Regions from separate parts of the Homo sapiens genome. Here region 1 is linked to region 2. The links are chromatin loops, found by intact Hi-C in ENCODE. Cell type or tissue: psoas muscle. All regions are shown on one strand. Links, peaks and the distances in the headings refer to the core of each region. The heading gives the core; the rest is flanking DNA.

What was found. Hi-C counts contacts between places; a loop is a spot of excess contacts. Peaks named below come from ENCODE experiments on the same cell type or tissue, not always from the same donor. Only the 100,000 strongest peaks of a DNase experiment are listed, where the experiment ranks them.
Region 1: a loop joins it to region 2, with 2.2 times the contacts of the local background. A loop is called at or near these places in 5 of 110 quality-filtered maps.

Annotation. Positions count from the first base shown.
Region 1 is chr16:16,057,039-16,065,605 of GRCh38, reverse strand. The region is part of intron 12 of ABCC1 (ATP binding cassette subfamily C member 1 (ABCC1 blood group)); the gene reads right to left. Among named protein-coding and RNA genes, the nearest start is that of ABCC1, 110 kb to the right of the region's middle. In psoas muscle, for the core only: no CTCF peak of the experiment used is centred there; a DNase peak (open chromatin) is centred at 5,535; H3K27ac peaks cover 2,261 bases.
Region 2 is chr16:16,003,376-16,014,668 of GRCh38, reverse strand. It overlaps ABCC1 (ATP binding cassette subfamily C member 1 (ABCC1 blood group)), which reads right to left. Exons shown (of 31, transcript NM_004996.4): 2 at 6,677-6,853; 3 at 4,768-4,893; 4 at 41-178. Among named protein-coding and RNA genes, the nearest start is that of ABCC1, 59 kb to the right of the region's middle. In psoas muscle, for the core only: no CTCF peak of the experiment used is centred there; a DNase peak (open chromatin) is centred at 5,098; H3K27ac peaks cover 1,716 bases.

The DNA.
Region 1 (8,567 bases), core at 4,564-7,063, 50 kb before region 2:
CAAAAATTAGCCGGGTGTGGTGGCATGTGCCTGTAGTCCCAGCTACTAGGGAGGCTGAAGTAGGAGAATCACTTTAACCCGGGAGGTGGAGGTTGCAGTGAGCCAAGATTGCACCACTGCACCCCAGCGTGTGCAACAGAGCAAGACTCCGTCTCAAAACAACAATAATATTAATAAATAAGTCAAGCATAGTGGCATGCACCTGTAGTCCTAGCTACTAGGGAGGCTGAGGCAGGAGAATCATTTGAGCCCAGGAGGTCGAGGCTGCAGTGAGCTATTACTGTGCCCCCGCACCAGCCTGGGTAACAGAGTGAGGCCCCCATCTCTAAACAAGTAATTTTTAAAAAAGTACCTCTCCAAAGTCAACCTATTTTTCAGTGTAGAAGTCAAAGTGCTGACTCAGATCCCAAGGCCCAGCTGATTTGTAAAGTCCCTTCCCTGTACCTCATTTGGCGTCATCTGTCACTCTCCCCTCACTCCCACTGTTTCAGCCTCCATGGTTATCCCACCTATGAATGGGCACAGTAATGCCCCAGGGCCTTTGCACATGCTCTTGCTACTCCCTGGTTGGCCTCTTTACCTCCATCAAGTCTTTCCTCAAGTGTCACCTTCTCAGTGAGCTTGGACCACCCTACTTAAAACTGCAAGCCGCCCTTATTCCAAAGATCTGACTCTTTTCTTTCTATAGCACTTAGGATGGCTTTCTCTAGCACTAGGATTTATTTATTGTGCCTATTTTTCCTTGTCTGTTTCTCTCCGTGAAAAATGAATGTTCCATGACTGGAGATTATTACCTGTAGTATGCACTGCTGTATTGTCAGAGCCTAGGACAGAGCCCAGATCATGGTGCTCAGTGAATGTCTGCTGGATAGATAATGGATGGGTGGGAGTGGATAAATGGGTGGGGACGGGGTAGGTGAATTTGCCTGAGGGCAGAAGAGCACATCACAGGTGTCTCTTCAGCAGTGAAGCAAACCAGGCCTCAGGCATCTCACCACCAAAACGTACCAGCCCCCTTGGTGAGCCAAGTACCAATCGATGCCGGCTGCTGGCAGCACAGGGCACACACAGAGAGGGGACAGGACAACATCATGCGGCCCCTTTCAGGTCCATGGTCCTGGCTTCTCCAGAAGGAGGAGGTCATCTAGCCATCCACCCCTCAGGTGGTAACTGAGCACCCATCATGCGCTGGGGACTGAGGTGGGCTTGGCAACCCTGAGACGCACAGTCTAGTGGAAGCACAGGCTTTAACAGGTTCCCTGCAGGCAGTGTTTGGAAATCCGAAGAGGCTGGTAGGACGGGCACAATGACTGGGGCTCCAGGCAGCAGGAGACTGGAGTTCGCCTTGTAATAGGCGAGGGTCTAGGGTGCAAAAGCCCTTCATACACAGTGAGGAGCACCTGTCCCCTAGGTGCCTTTTCTGAGAAACGTGGAAAACCAATGAATGGAACCCCTACACTCCAGCCCACTCCCTAAAAATCCTGATGCCCTGTGTGCAGTTACCTGCTCTTCCTGCCTACCTGGCATCTATTACTCTGTTTATGGCAACATGCAATTTTCTCTGGGGGAACTGAACTTCTCCCAGTGTCAACCTATGAGCTTCAGCCACAGATGAACCTCCTCCCTCACCCCCTACCTTGGCCCCAAGCCCTGAAAGACATGACCTAGCCCTGGCTGACCCAAGCATCCTATCTCCCTGGCCTCAGTGACTGGCTCAGGAAGAAGCATGTGATCGACCACAACCAATGAGACTCAATCCCATAGCTTTGCAGGAAATATTAGGGGAAAAGAGTAAGACTCTCTGTTCACAGGGGTTGCTGAGGTGACAGGATGATCAGGAAACTACCAGCTAATAAAGAAACCACCATCAAGAAAGCAGAGCTGAGAGTCAGAGACGTTGTTATTCCCAACATTATCTTGGGAACTCCTAGATCCAGCCATGCCTGGAACCCCATTCATGCTTAAAAGTCTTTTTCTAGACTTTTTAGTTTTGTGACTCAAAAATCCCCCTCTTCTCTTACTCTAGTTGATTTAAGCTAGGTTTCTGTTATTTGCAAGACAGTTCCTAATTAATATGATTTATTTCAACCTCTCATTCATTCATGTATTTATTCATTTACCTACATACATTTACAGAGCATGAACTATTTGCCAAGGTCCCTATGCTTTGCTGGTACAAGCACAAAATGACAAGGTCTGACTGGGCATGGTAGCTCACACCTGCAATCCCAGCACTTTGGGAGGCCGAGGTGGGCGGATCACTTGAGGTCAGGAGTTTGAGACCAGCCTGGCCAACATGGTGAAACCCCATCTCTACTAAAAAGACAAAAAATTAGCCAGGTGTGGTGGCGCACACCTGTAATCCCAGCTCTTCGGGAGGCTGAGGCAGGAGAATCAGCTGAACCTGGGAGGTGGAGGTTGCAGTGAGCTGTGATTGTGCCACTGCACTCCAGCCTGGGCGGCAGAATGAGACTCCGTCTCAAAAATACAGAAATGTATAAATATATAAATAAATAAAATGACATGGTCGTGGCAGTGTCTCCATGGGCCCTAGGATATGATCAGCAGAGAACTACAGGACAGATCATTACCATAGAGAATGATGAATTATTCTAACAAAGGGAGATTCAGGGTAAACAGAAGGCAAGAAGCTCACAAATCATCCAAGACAGAAAATGTTAAATATTGACGGCTGCCTGGCGATGCTATTTTAGGAAAGTGCATTAGGTGGACGTGGTAAATGCCAGGTTTGCCATTCCAGAAAAACAGTCCCATCAGTCCCTGGATGGCATCCCTGGCCTTCCCCGGCCTCTGTGTTCCATCACACCTACCGCTGGGTAAACACCTCATCGTCTTTGAAGCACAGGAATGCACACCAGTGGAAAAAACACTCAGGCACCTTCCAGGGGAACTAAAGGCCACATATTTTATCCTAATGTAGTCAGAGGCTTCGATGCCTCGGCCAGGACAAGGTCTCCCCAGCTGACACCCAGGCCCATCTGTTTCTTGCCAAACAGCTCAACAAACTCTGTCTCTGGAAACTCCGGGAAACTAAATGGCAAGAAAGCTCAAGAAAAGGTTAAGTAAAGCCGGTAGCCGGGCTCAGTATTTCACATCTGTAATCCCAGCTACTCCAGAGGCTGAAGCAGGAGGATCGCTTTAGCTCAGGAGTTGGAGGTTGCAGTGAGCTGTGATCAAGCCACTGTACTCCAGCCTGGACAGCAAAACAAGACCCTGTCTCTTTAAAAAAGAAAGAAAGAAAGAAAAAAGAGAAGAAAAGCCAGTCCTGCTCTTAAGCATCTTCTGCTGTGGTTTCCTAATGGGGAACAGGGCAGGAAGTGATAAGCAAAGTTTGGTGACAGCCTGGAAACTGTGGGTTTTGCCAACGAATCCAATGTGCAGAGCAAAAAGCTGTGAGAACACGCTGCCCATCCCCTCCTAAGCGGGACACAAGGCACAGACCAAACCTCATCACCAGCGCCCTCTGGCTTGTATCTTTTCCTCTGAGACAAGACCTTTCAAAATGCCATCAAGGCCAGGTGCAGTGGCTCATACCTACAATCCCAGCACTTTGGGAGACAGAGGCAGGCGGACTGCTCGAGCTCAGGAGTTTGAAAACATCCTGGGCAACAAAGTGAGACCCTGTCTCTGCAAAATTACAGAAATTAGCTGGGCATGGTGGTGCATGCTTGTAGTCCCAGCTGCCTGGGAGGCTGAGGTTGGAGGATTACTTGAGCCTGGGAGGCAGAGGTTGCAGTGAGCCAAGATCATGTCACTGCACTCCAGCTTGGGCGGCAGTGTGAGACCCCATCTCAAAAAAAAAAAAAAAAAAAGAAAAAAAGAAAAAAAAAGCCATTTTGTATGTATTTATGTATGACTCTTACTATCACTTGTATAAAAGTAAAGTAAACAGAATCAAGTAACCATAACTACATGTATGACATGTATCCACCATTACAGTGATACAGACGTGGACTCTGGAAAAACACACAAGAAACATGGAGAGAGGGAAGCAAGGTGACTGGTGTTAGGAGGAAGGGCTTGGGCCTTTCACTATTGACTGTGGTTCTCAACTGGGAGAATTCTGTCCCCCAAGGGGACACTTCGCAATGCCTGGAGCCATTTTCTATTGTCACCACTGGGAAGAAGAGGGAGAGGTACGACTTAGCATCTGGCAGGTAGAGGCCACAGATGCTGGGAAACATCCTGCAATGTGCAGTCCAGGCCCTACAACACAGGGACAAAGGATGACCTGTTGGCGAATGTCAGCAGGCTGAGGTGGCCACGTGCGAAGTCCGGCTGTATGAATACCATCTGGTGCAGCTTTAATTATGTTTCACCATATGCAAATACATTACTTCCTACTTTATAAAGTAAGACCCACCGGGCATGGCGGCTCACACCTGTAATCCCAGCACTTTAGGAGGCCGAGGTGGGTGGACCACTAGAGGCCAGGAGTTTGAGACCAGCCTGGCCAACACGGCTAAACCCCATCTCTACTAAAAATACAAAAAATTGGCTTGGCATGGTGGCGTGCGCCTGTACTCCCAGCTACTCGGACGCTGAGGCAGGAGAATTGCTTGAACCCTGGTGAAACCCCGTCTCTACTAAAAATACAAAACTTAGCTGGGCATGGTAGTAGGCGCCTGTAATCCCAGCTACTCAGGAGGCTGAGGCAGGAGAATCGCTTGAACCCAAGAGGCAGAGATTGCAGTGAGCTGAGATCGTGCCAATGCACTCCAGCCTGGCGAGAGAGCAAGACTCCTTCTCAAAAAAAAAGGAGAGTCCAGGCGCGGTGGCTCACGCTTGTAATCCCAGCACGTTGGGAGATCAAGGCAGGTAGATCACTTGAGGTCAGGAGTTCGAGACCAGCCTGGCGAACATGACAAAAACCCATCTCTACTAAAAATATTAAAATTAACAAGGCATGGTAGTGCATGTTTGTAATCCCAGCTAGTCGGGGGACTGAGGCAGGAGAATTGCTTGAACTGGGAGATGGAGGTTGCAGTGAGCTGAGATGGCACCACTGCACTTCAGCCTGGGTGACAGAGTGAGACTCAGTCCCAAAAAAAACAAAAAAAGAGAGAGTTCATCAACGCACCCCGGTAAAGTCAAGGTATTGGAGTGTAAGAAGAATGCAATGTACAAGGCAGAATGCAGGGGCATTGGAGCTGGAAGTGATCTTAGGGAACATGGAGTTACAGAAGGGCAACAAGATGTCATTTCTTGCTCAACTCTAGGCCACTGGCACCAGTCACCTGGAGGGCTGCTTGAACATAACTCAGTGGGAAAGAACCCCATGAGTGACTGTGGGTGTCTGCTGTGGGCATGAGGAAGGAGGACAGGGCCCAGTATTTGACATGCTTGGAATCTAACCCCTTCATTTTCCATGTGACAAAATCTAGAGCCAGCGAGGTGAGATGACCAGCTTTGGGGTCACACTGTGAGCTGGCAGTAGAATGTGGCAGGTGTCCTGATTCTCAGAAGAACATTCCAGTCCTCTAAGCCAGGGGCTGGCCAACAAGGATGGCTCAGGTCCACATTTGGCCCACACCTGTTTACATACGGCCCATGAGCTCAGCATTGATTTCATTTTTTTTATTTTTTTTGAGACAGAGTCTTGTTCTGTTGCCCAGGCTTAGAGTGCAGTGGCGTGACCTCAGCTCGCTGCGATCTCCGCCTCCCGGGTTCAAACGATTCCCGTACCTCAGCCTCCCAAAAAGCTTGGATGACCAGCATGCTCCACCACACCTGGCTAATTTTTTTTTGTGGGGGGCTGGGAGGGGGTGGGGGGGCAGCAGCAGGAAAGGGTCTCACTCTGTTGCCCAGCCAGGAGTGTGTGGCATGATCTTGGCTCACTGCAACTTCTGCCTCCTGGGTTGAAGCGATCCTCCTGCCTCAGCCTCCCGAGTAGCTATGACCACAGGTGCGCACCACCACTTCCAGCTAATTTTTGTATTTTTAGTATAGACGGGGTTTCACCACGTTGGCTAGGCTGGTCTCAATCTGCTAGCCTCAAGCAACCCGCCCGCCTCGGCCTCCCAAAGTGCTGAGATTACAGGCATGAGCCCCTGCGCCCAGCCAGATTTCATATTTTTTAAAAGTTAAAAAAATCAAAACAATATTACATGACACATGCAAATTCTATAAAATTCAAATTTTGGTGTCTCTAAATACTTTTTTACAGGAACACAGCCACACCCATCGATTTCCATATTATCTAAGGCTGTTTTTGCACTACGCTGGAAGAGACTGGTATTTGTGACAGAGACTGTATGGCCCGGAATTCCGAAAGTATTTACAGAAAAAGTTTCTTTACTCCTACTTTCTGCCAGTCTCTCTCGAAATTTAATGTGCATACACACCACCTAGAGAACTAGTTACAACTCAGATTCCGTTTCAGTGGATCTGGGCTGAGGCCTGAAATTCTGCACCGTTAACAAGCACCAGGTGATGCCATGGCTGCTGGTCCACGGACCAGACTTTAGGCAGTGAGGATCCACTCCGGTGTCTCTACATGTCAACCTGAACCAGAAGCAGCAGCACCTAGGGATATGTTAGGAAAGCAAATACTCAGGCCCCAACCAGACCTACTAAAACTGAAAATTTGGGTGGGGCCCAGAAAGCTGAGTTTTATAGTAACAAGCTAACAGCCAGCACTGTGGCTCATGCCTGTAATCCCAGCACTTTCGGAGGCCAAGGCGGGTAGATCTCCTGAGGTCAGGAGTTCGAGACCAGCCTGGCCAACATGGTGAAACACCATCTCTACACTAAAGATATTTTAAAAATTAGCTGAGCATGGTTGCTGCATGCCTGTAATCCCAGCTACTCAGAGGCTGAGGTGGAAGAATCGCTTGAACCCGGGAGGCAGAGATTGCAGTGAGCCAAGATAGTGCCATAGCAATCCAACCTGGGTGACAGACTGGGACTTCATCTCAATAAATGAATAAATAATAAAATATAATAACAAGCTCTCCAGGTGATTCTGATGCAGGCTTGAATTTGAACACCATCTCTCCTGCAGTTCCAGACCCTGAGAGAAGTAAGGCAAGACTAAGAAAATTCAGTGGGAGCATGAACACGCTTTCGCAAATGCTGAAACAGCTGGAGCTTCCTTAGACATTCCACCTGAAACTCAACAAAGATGAAGCAGATGGTAGTTTAACAGAAAAGTTCATATTCATAAACATGTTTAACTCTGCTTCACAGAAACTTGCCAGAAAAACATATAATTTGCCAACCTGACCAAGAAGGAATAGTTGTAATGAGCACAACATTACAAAAAGAATGACACAGTTAATAAAAAGACAGAAAGAAAAAACAAACATGGGGCATGATCTGAAGTCATCCTTCACCATTAACTGTTTTTAACTGTGCTTAAAAAGGGAATTTCCAAAGTCCATCTCTGTATGGTCTCCTGATTTGCGGCCAACTTTGCAAATTGTAAGTTGCACTGTTGTCTTTAAACTTTTCAAAGCCAGCTAGGCAGGGATAGACCCATTACCATACCCCAGGACAGGTACCAGAACTTTCAGTGTAGCATGGATCATAACAGCAAAAAAAACAGGGAACAACCTGTTTTTGCAAGGAATGGGAGAAAGGGTAATTCCAGCAGGGCGCATCTGCACGTCAGACAAGCATCCATCATGAACACAAATGAAACAAGCTGGGAGTGGTAGCAGTGCACCTGGAGTCCCAGCTACTTAGGAAACTAAAGCAGGAGGATTGCTTGGGCCCAGGAGTTCAAGGCTGCAGTGAGCTATGATCGCACCACAGTACTCCAGCCTGGGGGACAGAGCGAGACCCCATTTCAAAACAAAACCCCCCAAAAAACTAAAATGAAGTAGACCAGAATGAACGAACCAAGACTATATATTGTTAACCAAAGAAAAGAGAACACTATGTACAGTATGATTCCATTTATATCTGTCAAAGTATTTTTAAATACCTATATGCTTGTCCATTTTTCTCTAAAAGCGTACACGAAACTGTCACTTTAGAAGGGAGGAACTGATGGAAGAGAGGACAATATACTTTTCATTTTATATCTTTCTGTATTTTTTTTTTTTTACAATGGATGACAATATTTGTTCAGCACCTGCTATGCACTGTTTTATATACTGAGGATACAGCAGTCAAGAGAAACGACAAAAATGCCCATCTGGAGCTGACATCCTAGTGGGGGAAAAGCAGACAATAAAATAAGTACATTTTATTTTACTTATTTTTTTTTTTTTTTACTTTTTTGAGACAGGGTCTTGCTGTGTTGCCCAGGCTGGAGTGCCGTGGCTCGATCTCGGCTCACTGCAACCTCAGCCTCCCAGGTTCAAGGGATTCTCATGTCTCGGCCTCCTGAGTAGCTGGGAATATAGGCATGCACCACCATGCCCAGCTTTTTTTTTCTTTCTTTTTTTTTTTTTTTTTTAAGCAGTAACAGGGTTTCACCAGGTTGGCCAGGCTGGTCTCGAGCTCCTGGCCTCAAGTGATCTACCCACCTTGGACTCCCAAAGGGCTGGGATTACAGGCACAAGCCACCGCACCCAGCCCAAAATAAGTAAATTTTAGAG
Region 2 (11,293 bases), core at 3,889-6,388:
GGTCCACTGAAGGAAGATGAGGAAGGAGACTGCCACTTACCTCTTTTAAGGCTGTCATAATTTTGGATCTCAGGATGGCTAGGGCACACACTAGGGCTACCAGCCAGAAAGTGAGCATGATCCCTGAAGACTGAACTCCCTTCCTCCTCTCCAGCTGAATTAAAAAGGTAGCAAGCAGCTGAGGAGAGAAGCACAAGACAGGAGTTGTTGGGTTTTTTTTTGAGACAGAGTTTCACTCTTGTCACCCAGGCTGGAGCGCAGTGGTGCAATCTCAGCTCACTTGCAACCTCCGCCTCCCAGGTTCAAGTGATTCTCCTGCCTCAGCTTCCCAAGTAGCTGGGACTACAGGTGCCCGCCACCATGCCTAGCTAATTTTTGTATTTTTAGTAAAGACGGGGTTTCACCACGTTGGCCAGGCTGGTCTCAAACTCCTGACCTCAGGTGATCCACTTGCCTTGGCCTCCCAAGGTGCTGGGATTACAGGTGTGAGCCACTGCTCCCAGCCACACTATTTCTTAATGGACCACGTAATAAATATTTTGGACTTCATGGGCCATAGACTACATCAAAACTACTCAGCTTTGCCACTGCAGTGTGAAAGTGGCCATAGACAAGATGTTAATGAATGGACATGCCTTCATGCCAATAAAACTTTATTTAAAAGAACAGGCAGAGAACCCAGTACAGAAAACAAAACCCACTTGCCCTGATGCTCAACGTTCCCGGGGTCAGCCTCTGCCCCATCGCCCCTGCTCTCTGCCTCGGCCATCTCTGCTCCAGCCACACACAACTCTCAAGTTTTCCCTGTGACCCTCAGGACTTTACATGTGCTTTTCTCCGCAGCTGGTCCTCTGCCCTCAGCCCCTTAAGCTTTTTAACAACTTGCTCATTCTCAGGCTTCACCTCCACCATCCCTCCCTCAGAGAAGCCTGGCTATGCCCCAGACCAAACCAAGCTCCCCTGCCTTCACCCTCACACAGCACTCTGCAGACGTTCAAACACTTTGTGCCTTTTGAGGAATCATTTGTTTAATGTCTGTTTGCACAGCTAGACTATATGGTTGTGTCTCCAACGCTTGATACAGAGTAGGGATAAAAAAAAAAAAATCAGCCAGGTGCAGTGGCTCATGCCTGTAATCCCAGCACTTTGGGAGGCCAAGGCGGGCAGGTCAGGAGTTTGAGACCAGCCTGGCCAACATGGTGAAACCCTATCTCTACTAAAAATACAAAAATTAGCCAGGCGTGGTGGCATACGCCTTTAGTCACAGCTAGCTGGGAAGCTGAGGCAGGAGAATCACTTGAACCTGGGAGGCGGAGGCTACACTGAGCTGAGATCATGCCACTGCATTCCAGCCTGGGCGACAGAGTGAGACGCTATCTCAAAGAAAAAAAAAAAAAACATGTGCTGGCTGCATCCTGTCCCATATTACCAGTGCCTGCATATCCTGGTTCCCTGGGATATAGTCAGAATGTTTCTGACACATTCACAGCTGAGCTGGTGGTCCTCCATTCCATCCCAGAGATCTCAGGTAGATAAAGAGAGGCTGAGGATCTCACAGGCCAGTTCACCTCTTGGCCAGCCCAGCTCAGAGTCCCCTGAGGAGTCAAAAGCCCCAACCCTCAGACTATCACCCCTGTTTCCCCCAGGGTGACAGAGGCATAAATGAACGATCAAAAGACCAGGAACGGCCAGGCACAGTTGCTCACGCCTGTAATACCAGCACTTTGGGAGGCCAAGGCACGTGGATCACCTGAGGCCAGGAGTTTGAGACCAGCCTGGCCAACATGGTGAAACCCCATCTCTACTAAAAATACAAAAATTAGCCAGGTGTGGTGGCGCGTGCCTGTAATCCCAGTTATTGGGGAAGCTGAGGCAGGAGAATCACTTGAACCCGGGAGGCAGAGGTTGCAGTGAGCCAAGATCATGCCATTGCGCCTGGGAAAAAAGAGCGAAACTCTGCCTCAAAGGAAAAAAAAAAAAGACCAGGAACAAGGAATGTTAAGGGAGGATGACCTACTCAAGTCAAAAACAGCTGACCACGTATGGTGGCTCATGCCTGTAATCCCACCACTTTAGGAGGCCAAGGCAGAGGGATCACTTGGGCTCGGGAGTTTAAGACTAGCCTGGGCAACATGGAAAGACCCTGTCTCTATTATAGTGAAATTGAAAAAAAAAAAAAAAAATCCACTCTAATACCCCACTGCCAGAACACAGAGCCCAAGACCCGAATTCAGGACAAAGCAAAGCCCTTTACTCTCTCATTCCCTCCATGCATTTATGGAACGCTTACTGCATGCCAGGCACAGGGCCAGGCTCTGAGGACACAAAGGGGAATCAAACCCAGCAGGAGAGCCAGGCGTAAAGCAGGTGCCAGGCTACACGCTGGGGCCTAGACTGGAAGCTGGCTCTACCACTTACTGACCAGGTGACCTTGGGCCAGTCCTTCTCCTCTCTGTACCACACTTTGCTTACCTTATTTACAACGTAAAAGGGTTAATAAAGGGATTAGGACAGTTCTTGGCAGAGAGTGGACAGCACATATGTGTGCTATATAGAATCATGGTCTGGGCAGGGCATGGTGGCTCACACCTATAATCCTAGCACTTTAGGAGGCCCAGACAGGAGGATCACTTGAGACAAGGAGTTTGAGGCCAGCCTGGGCAACATAGGGAGACCCTGTCTCTACAAAAATAACAAACTGGCCGGGGGTGGTGGCTCATGCCTGTAATCCCAGCACTTTGGGGGGCCTAGGTGGGTGGATCACCTGAGGTCCGGAGTTCGAGACCAGCCTGGCCAACATGGTGAAATCCCATCTCTACTAAAAATACAAAATCAGCCGGGCGTGGTGGCGCATGCCTGTAATCCCAGCCTCTCGGGAGGCTGAGGCAGGAGAATCGCTTGAATCCAGGAGGCAGAGGTTGCGGCAACTCAAGATCACACCATTACATTTCAGCCTGGGCAACAAAGCGAAACTCCATCTCGGGGGGAAAAATAAAAAAATAAATAAATAAAAAATAAATGTAGATGGGCATGTTGGTGCATGCCTACACTCCCAGCTACTTGGGAGGCTGAGGCAGAAGGATCATTTGAGCCCAGGAGTTCAAGCCTGCAGTGAGCTGTGATCTCACGCCAGTGAAGTCCAGCCTGGGCAACAGAGTATGACTCTGACTCTAAAATTTAAAAAATGAAAAATTAATTTAGAAAAATAAAGATTCATGGTCCTTGGCAACCTGGCTCCACGTTGTCTTTCCTGACCCCTCTGTCACATCCACTCTATCCCCCCAACCTTCACACCGTGTTCCTTCACCGAACACCTTGTCCTCCCTGCCTGCATCCTCCCCTTAACCTTCCACCCCTCCCTGGACACACTGTTCACCCTGCTCAGAATGTCCTGCCTTAAACTTGTTCTCTCCTTTTTTTTTTCTTTTTCTTTTTTGAGATGAGGTCTCGCTCTGTCCCCCAGACTGGAGCACAGTGGTGCGATCTCGGCTTACTGCAGCCTCCACTTCCCGGGTTCAAGCAATTCTCCTGCCTCAGCCTCTTGAGTAGCTAGGACTACAGGCGTGTGCCACCACGCCGGCTAATTTTTTTATTTTTAGTAGAGACGGGGTTTTGCCATGTTGGCTATACTGGTCTCAAATTCCCGACCTCAAGTGATTCTCCCGCCTCAGCCTCCCAAAGTGCTGGGATTACAGGCATGAGCCACGATGCCCAGCCTCCCTCCTCTTTTTACAATACTCAAGGGCTACACTCTCCGAGAACTCTCTGTTCAGGGCTCAGAAGCTGCAGGTTGCAGGGGCTAAAAGCATGGCATCTGGGGTCCCACCCCTGACTCGGCTGCACATTAGTGGTGTGATCTTGAGCAGGACACTTAACCTCTCTTGCCTGGTTTCCTCACCTGTAAGATGGGAACAAAGCAGGACCCATCTCACAGGGTTGTTGTGAAAATTCAATGAATTTCAAGACACGTGAAACACCAAGAATACTGCCAGGTACATACATAGTAAGTGCTCAATACACACCAGCTGTAATTAATAAAGTTGTTTCCTTGTCTCTGTCACTCACTAAGTTGTGTATCCCCCGGGACAGAGCAGTTTCCTATTTAGCTTAGCAACCCACCCCCTATGCCAGATAGTGAAAACTCAAGGCCATTAGACCCCAGGCAGTTAGTATATAAGTGACCAAAGTAGCCAATGCAAGAGCAAAGTGTGGCAAACGCAACAAAAGGGGGCATCTGCCACTCAATCAGTGGCAGGGAAGACAATAGGGCATGGTGGGGACTGTGGCAAACTGGACAACACATGCCCCATCCAAAGACTGCAGCTGGGGCTGGGAACAGTGGCTCATGCTTATAATGCCAGTGCTCTGGAAGGATCACTTGAGGCCAGGAGTCTAAGACCAGCCTAGACAACACAGTGAGATCCCATTTCTACAGAAAAATTTAAAATTAGCCAAAAATAAGCTGGGCGTGGTGACACACACCTGTAGTCCCAACTACTCAGAAGTCTGAGGTAGGAGGATTGCTTGAGGCCAGAAGTTTGAGGCTGCAGTGAACTATGATGGTACCATAGCACTCCAGCCTGGATGAAAGCGAGATCTCATGTCTTTAAAAAAAAAAAAAAAAAAAAAAAGGCTACATTTAATTTATATCCCAGCTCCAGCTGATCATTGCCTTAAAAAACTATGATTCTAGTCTTACGAGTTATTACTTTTGGTCTCCACTGAGCCCAGCAGATGGCCCAGGGGTCACAGCCAGCTCCTACTTACCATGGTGATGCCCAAGAGAGTTGGGCTGACCAGAAACACTGGGGCCAGGAATATGCCCCGACTTCTTTCCCAGAAAGAGTAGAAGAGGTCTGCCCAGCAGACGATCCACAGCAAAAATCCCAAGGCCTGGAAGAGAAGCACATACATATCCTACAACAGACCGCCCTGGAACCTCCCCCAGGGCCTGCACGAACAGCTCAGCCCCAGGGATAGGAGAACCAGCCAGCCTTCAAATGATCAGCCACAGTCCTAGGACATGGCACATATCCACTGGAATAAGGACAAGTCCTCGGTATGGTGAGCTGGCATCCAGGCCGGCACGTGATGGTCTGTAATCAGCCTGCTACGCCCCACTACCTCCAACAGGACTGTTTGTCTGGTCACCATGCTCCCCGGTGCCTGAACACTCAAGAGCTCAGCTCACAGCTCATCTCTAGCTGCAACTCCGGCGCACTGCACAAGAAAGCCCTCCACGACAACCATTCATTCAACCAGTATTTACTGAGAGCCCTCTACGGGTGGGATATGTTTCAAGGTGCATCCATTCTCAAATGATTCAGAAAAAATAAATTATAGCATGCATACAGAGAGAGAGAACAAAAGCTCATGATAAAACAAATGTAGCAAAAGATTAAAAAATCAGTGAATACAGGCCAGATTCATGCCTGTAATACCAGCACTTTGGGAGGCCGAGGCAGGAGGATCACTGGAAGCCAGGAGTTTGACAACAGCCTGGGCAACAAGGCGAGACCCTGTCTCTACAAAAAATTGTTTTAAATTAGCCAGGCATGGTGGTGTATGCCTGCAGTCCCAGCTACCAGCTACTCAAAAAGCTGAGGCAGGAGGATGGCTTGAGCCAGGAGTTCAAGGTTGCAGTATGCTGTGATCATACCATTGCACTCCAGCCTGGGCAAAAGAGCAACACCTTGTGTCAAAAAAAAACAAAAAACAACAACAAAAAAAAAAAAAACAGGAAACAGTGACTATGAGTGATGGATAGAGAAAATCAGGCAGCAGTTCCTGGTATCATCGCAACTTTTTTTTTTTTTTTTTTTTTTTGAGAAGGAGTCTCGCTCTGTTGCACAGGCTAGAGTGCAGTGGCACTATCTCAGTTCACTGCAACCTCTGCCTCCTGGGTTCAAGGGATCCTCCCACCTCAGCCTCCCAAGTTGCTAAGATTACAGGCACATGCCACCACACCCAGCTCATTTTTGTATTTTTAGTAGAGACAGGTTCACCATGTTGGTCAGGCTGGTCTCAAACTCCTGACCTGCCCGCCTTGGCCTCCCAAAGTGCTGGGATTACAGGCGTGAGCCACCACGCCTGGCCCATTATTGCAATTTTCCTGTAGCTTTAAATTATTTCAAAATAAAAGCCAACTTAAAAAAAAAATTAGGGGCCAGGCGTGGTGGTTCACACTGAGCATCCCAGTACTTTGGGAGACCAAGGCAGGAGGACTGCTTGAGGCCAGGTGTTCAAGACCAGCCCGGGCAACACAGCAAGTCCCCCCTCTCTACAAAAAATAAATTAAAAATTGGCCAGAAAAAATCTATATAAATATATTTAATTAAATAAAAAGGAGATCGGCTCAGTAAGAGGGGAAGAGCTGATAATCTCCCAGGAATGCCTTGAGAACAAGCCTATCATTCCTATTGCATAAACAGGGAAACTGAGGCTTGGGGAGGTTAAAAAATTTGCTCGAGGCCAAATACTAAGCGGCAGAGCAAAGATTTGTACCCATGTTTGTCTCCAGAGCTCCAGTTTTCACCTCCCACATTATTCTTCTGCCTTCTAGAAGAAGGAACTTAGGGTCAACTAAGTAGAAGAGAAATGTCAGTTATCACCAACCACCACTCCCCGTCCAGGTGCACCTTCCCACCCCCCACAACGAAACCCCCCAGTGACTTACAGTTTTGGTTTTGTTGAGAGGTGTCATCTGAATGTAGCCTCGGTCATGTCGGGAGAGATAGAGGAAGTAGAAGGGGAAACAGGCCCAGAGGTAAAAACAAGGCACCCACACGAGGACCGTGTTCTGAAAGCACTTGGTGAAGTCGGGGTTGCTGGTATTCCACGTGACATTCCAGTCCTGCGAACACAAACACAGGCGAGGGGTCAGCAGGACACACCCCAGAGGACAGGAGCTCGCCTGGAGCATGAAACCAGCTGCCACGGGGTTTGAAGAAACAGACAAGGCTCCTATATATCCAAGGACCTTTCAGGATGAACACGCAAACTAAAAAGATCAGTAGCCAGAAAGACTAAGAAATGAGGAACAAGGGATAAAGGTATGTGGTGTCTTCTGCACTCCCACCTGAGCAACAGAGACCCTGTCTCAAAATAAATAAATAAAAATAAAGCTCTCTTAACAGGAGCATACAGGTCAGGTGCAGTGGCTCATGCCTGTAATCCCAGCACTTTGGGAGGCCAAGTGGGCAGACCACTTTAGGCTGGGAGTTCGAGACCAGCCTAGGCAAGATAGTGAGATGCTGCCTCTATGAAAAACACAAAAAGTGGCTGAGCATGGAGCGTGCCTGTATTCCCAGCCACTCAGGCGGCTGAAGTGGGAGGAGTGCCTGAGCCTGGAAGGCGGAAGTTGCAACGAGCTGAGATCATGCCACTGTACTACACCCTGGGCAACAGAGCGAGACCCTGTCTCTCACACACACACACACACACACACACACACAACAGTGCATACACACAAAAAAACCCACCAACAACAAAAAGGTATGTAGCATCTCATCTCACATTAACAGTCCCCAGAACCTGTGGCAAGTCCCACTGTAGTACGAAAGATGGAGAGAGCCATTTAAAGGAACCCTGAAGGATATTCTCTTATAACCGAAGAGCCCTGTGTCATCTAGATCACTCTGACCTTGTGAACTGAGGACTTTCTAATCATCTTCATTCATCATCATCACCTTCCCCACTATGACCATCACCACCACCAATATCACTGCCAACACCATCACCACCATCACCACCATCATCATCACCATCGCCACCATCACCACCACCATCACCGCCACCGCCACCGCCACCGCCACCGCCACCACCACGGATAACAACCAAACTGCAGTTCTGTATGCCAGGCTTTATTCTAAGTACCTCATGTGTATTATCTCCTTTCATTCTGTAATTATTTTTATCATCTCCTTTTTCAGATGTGAAACTCAGGCACAGAAGGGTTAAATACTGTGTCCAGTATCACACAGCTGGTAAGCTCTGGAGCTGAATTCAAACTCGGGCAATGTTGTTCAAGTCTGCATTTTGCCACTGAGCTGTCCAGCCTTGGAAACAAATTTTGTTTCAATTACTTTTACTTAAAAAAAAAAAGCCTGTATTTTGCTAAAGAGCCATGCCAAATAGACAAATTCATAGATACATACATAAATAGATCAGATGTACCTGCCCAAGAATAAACCTCCACCATCAGCTGTTCTGTAATGAAGAATTTAAATTTTTCTTTTTTTTTTCTTTTTTTGAAATGAGGTCTTGCTCTGTTGCCCAGGCTGAAGTGTGGTGGTAAGATCACAGCTTCCTGTGCCTTGAACTTTTGGGCTCAAGCAGTCCTCCCACCTCTGCCTCCCAAGCAGCTATACTACAGGTGTGCACCACCATGCCCAGCTGAAGAATTTAAATTTAATTCAAGCCATAATCTGGCAACTGACTAAATAACTTTGGGAAAACTTACTACCCTTTTTGGGGTCTCAATTTCCTATCTCCACCACAATTCAATCGGATAAAATAAGAAGTACAAAATAGGTTTCCCCACCCACAGTTTGGCCCATAGATGGCTTGTTGTTATTGCTGTTGTTTTAGGCATACTTTTTGTTTTTAAAAAAATTAGATTAGATCCCAACATTTAAAATTTGATTTCCGGCTTTTTATTTTTATTTTTTTTTTTCTTGACAGAGTCTTGCTTTGTCACCCAGACTGGAATGCAGTGGCATGATCTCAGCTCACTGCAATCTCTGCTTCTCGGGTTCAAGCGATCTCGGCTCACTGCAATCTCTGCTTCCCGGGTTCAAGTGATTCTCCTGCCTCAACCTCCTAAATAGCTGGGACTGCGGTCACCCCGCTTGGCTAATTTTTTTTGAATTTTTAGTAAAGACAAGGTTTTACCATATTGGCCAGTCTAGTCTCGAAGTCCTAAACCTCAGGTGATCTGCCAACCTCAGTCTCCCAAAGTGTTGGAATGACAGGCGTGAGCCACCACGCCCGGTCTCTGGCATAACTTTAAAAATCAGAAAATCTTCTGGGCGCAGTGGCTCACGCCTGTCATCCCAGCACTTTGGGAGGCCGAGGCAGGAGGATCACGAGGTCAGGAGATCAAGACCATCCTGGCCAACATGGTAAAACCTCATCTCTACTAAAGTACAAAAAACTAGCCAGGCATGGTGGCGCATGCCTGTAGTCTCAGCTACTTGGGAGGCTGAGGCAGGGGAATCACTTGAACCCAGGAGGCGGAGGTTGCAGTGAGCCAATATCATGCCACTGCACTCCAGCCTGGCAACAGAGCAAGACTGTGTCTCAAAAAAAAAAAAAAAAATCAGAAAATCTGGTGGTGCTGGGCCCCATTCCTGTTACATGACCATCAGTAGGAGCTGGGAGGGGCCAATCTTTAGATTAGGCCCAGTTGTCCATTTGGCTGCGGTCCCCAAAAAGCCCACTTCTCCCACAGCCTTCCCATCCTACTGGCCTATGCACCCTCCAAATAGCTCTGATTCCAACAGCCCTCCCACGATCACCTGAGACCCCCATGGAGTGTCAAGGAACCCAGACCCTTACAGCTCCACAGAGCTTTAAAGCCATATCAAAAAAAAAAAAAAGTTAAAAATGAGAAATGAGGGAAATAAGATCACTTCACTTAAAAAAAAAAGTGTCAATCTGATCAAAATATACATGTTCCAATAATTAAAGAGATCTAGTTATTAGGTTGGGCGCGGTGGCTCATGCCTGTAATCCCAGCACTTTGGGAGGCCTAGGCAGGCAGTCAGGAGTCTGAGACAAGCCCGGCCAACATGGCAAGAACCCCCCATAAAAACATAATTTTTATATTTTACTAAAAACATAAAAATTAGCCGGGCAGGGTAGTGCACGTCTGTAATCCCAGCTAGTAGGGAGGCTCAGGCAGGAGAATCACCTGAACCCGGGAGGCAAAGGTTGCAGTGAGCTGAGACTGCACCACTGCACTCCAGCCTGGGCAACACAGTCTCCATCTCAAAAAAAAAAAAAAAAAAAGTAAACCTTACAAGGCCAACACATACAAAGAGATTTAGCCAGGAAACATCAAGACACAAACCCTAAAAAGGACAAAGTTCACGTCTTTTTGGCCTGGCGTATTTGGAACACAGCCTTGTAAAGAAGAAGTTGATCGTGGAGAAGGCATGACATCTCAAAGACTGATTATTTTAATTGATTTCATACTACTGTTAATTCCTGAGGTGATGGCTGAAAAAAGGATTAAACTGTTGGTGGTCATTATATACAGAACAGCTTCTGAGCAGTTGCCAGTAAAAGCTCATTCCAAAGGAATGTGCCCTGCTAGAAAGAAAACGATACCAAGACTTGACATATGCAGTTATGTATACAAGAGACATAGTTCCAATGTTAAACATTTAATTGACCTGATCCTAGCCCCAAATTATTCCTTGCCAGGACTATGCAACTGCTTCCTAAGTCTTCACTGCCTCCAGCCTCTCCTTGTCCTACTGAGTCCTCCCCGCTACAGCCAGTGCTCCCCACCACAGTCAGTGTTCCCCACCACAGCCAGTCCTCCCTATCATAGCCAGAGAATTATCTATGTACACATCCATATGTATACCCATGGATATATTTATCACCCAACCATGAACCCATCCATCCATCCATCCACCAATTCATCCATCCACCCACCCACCAATGCATCCATCCACCCAACTACCCACTCACCAATTCATCCATCCACCCCCCCCAACCAATTCATCCATTCAGCTACCCACCTACCAATTCATCCACCCATCCACCCACCCACCAATTCATTCATCCATCCACCTACCCATTCACCAATTCACCCATCCACCCTACCCACCTACCAATTCATTCACCCATCCATCCATCCACCCACCCACCAGTTCATCCATCCATCCACCCACCCACCAATTCATTTATACATCCACCTACCCATCCACCAATTCACCCATCCACCCTACCCACCTACCAATTCATTCACCCATCCATCCATCCATCCACCCACCCACCAGTTCATCCATCCATCCACCCACCCACCAATTCATTTATACATCCACCTACCCATCCACCAATTCACCCATCCACCCTACCCACCTACCAATTCATTCACCCATCCATCCATCCATCCACCCACCTACCAATTCATCCACCCATCCACCAACCCACCAATTCATTCATCCATGCACCTACCCATCCACTAATTCACCCATCCACCCTACCCACCTACCAATTCATTCACCCATCCATCCATCCATCCACCCACCTACCAATTCATCCACCCATCCAGCAACCC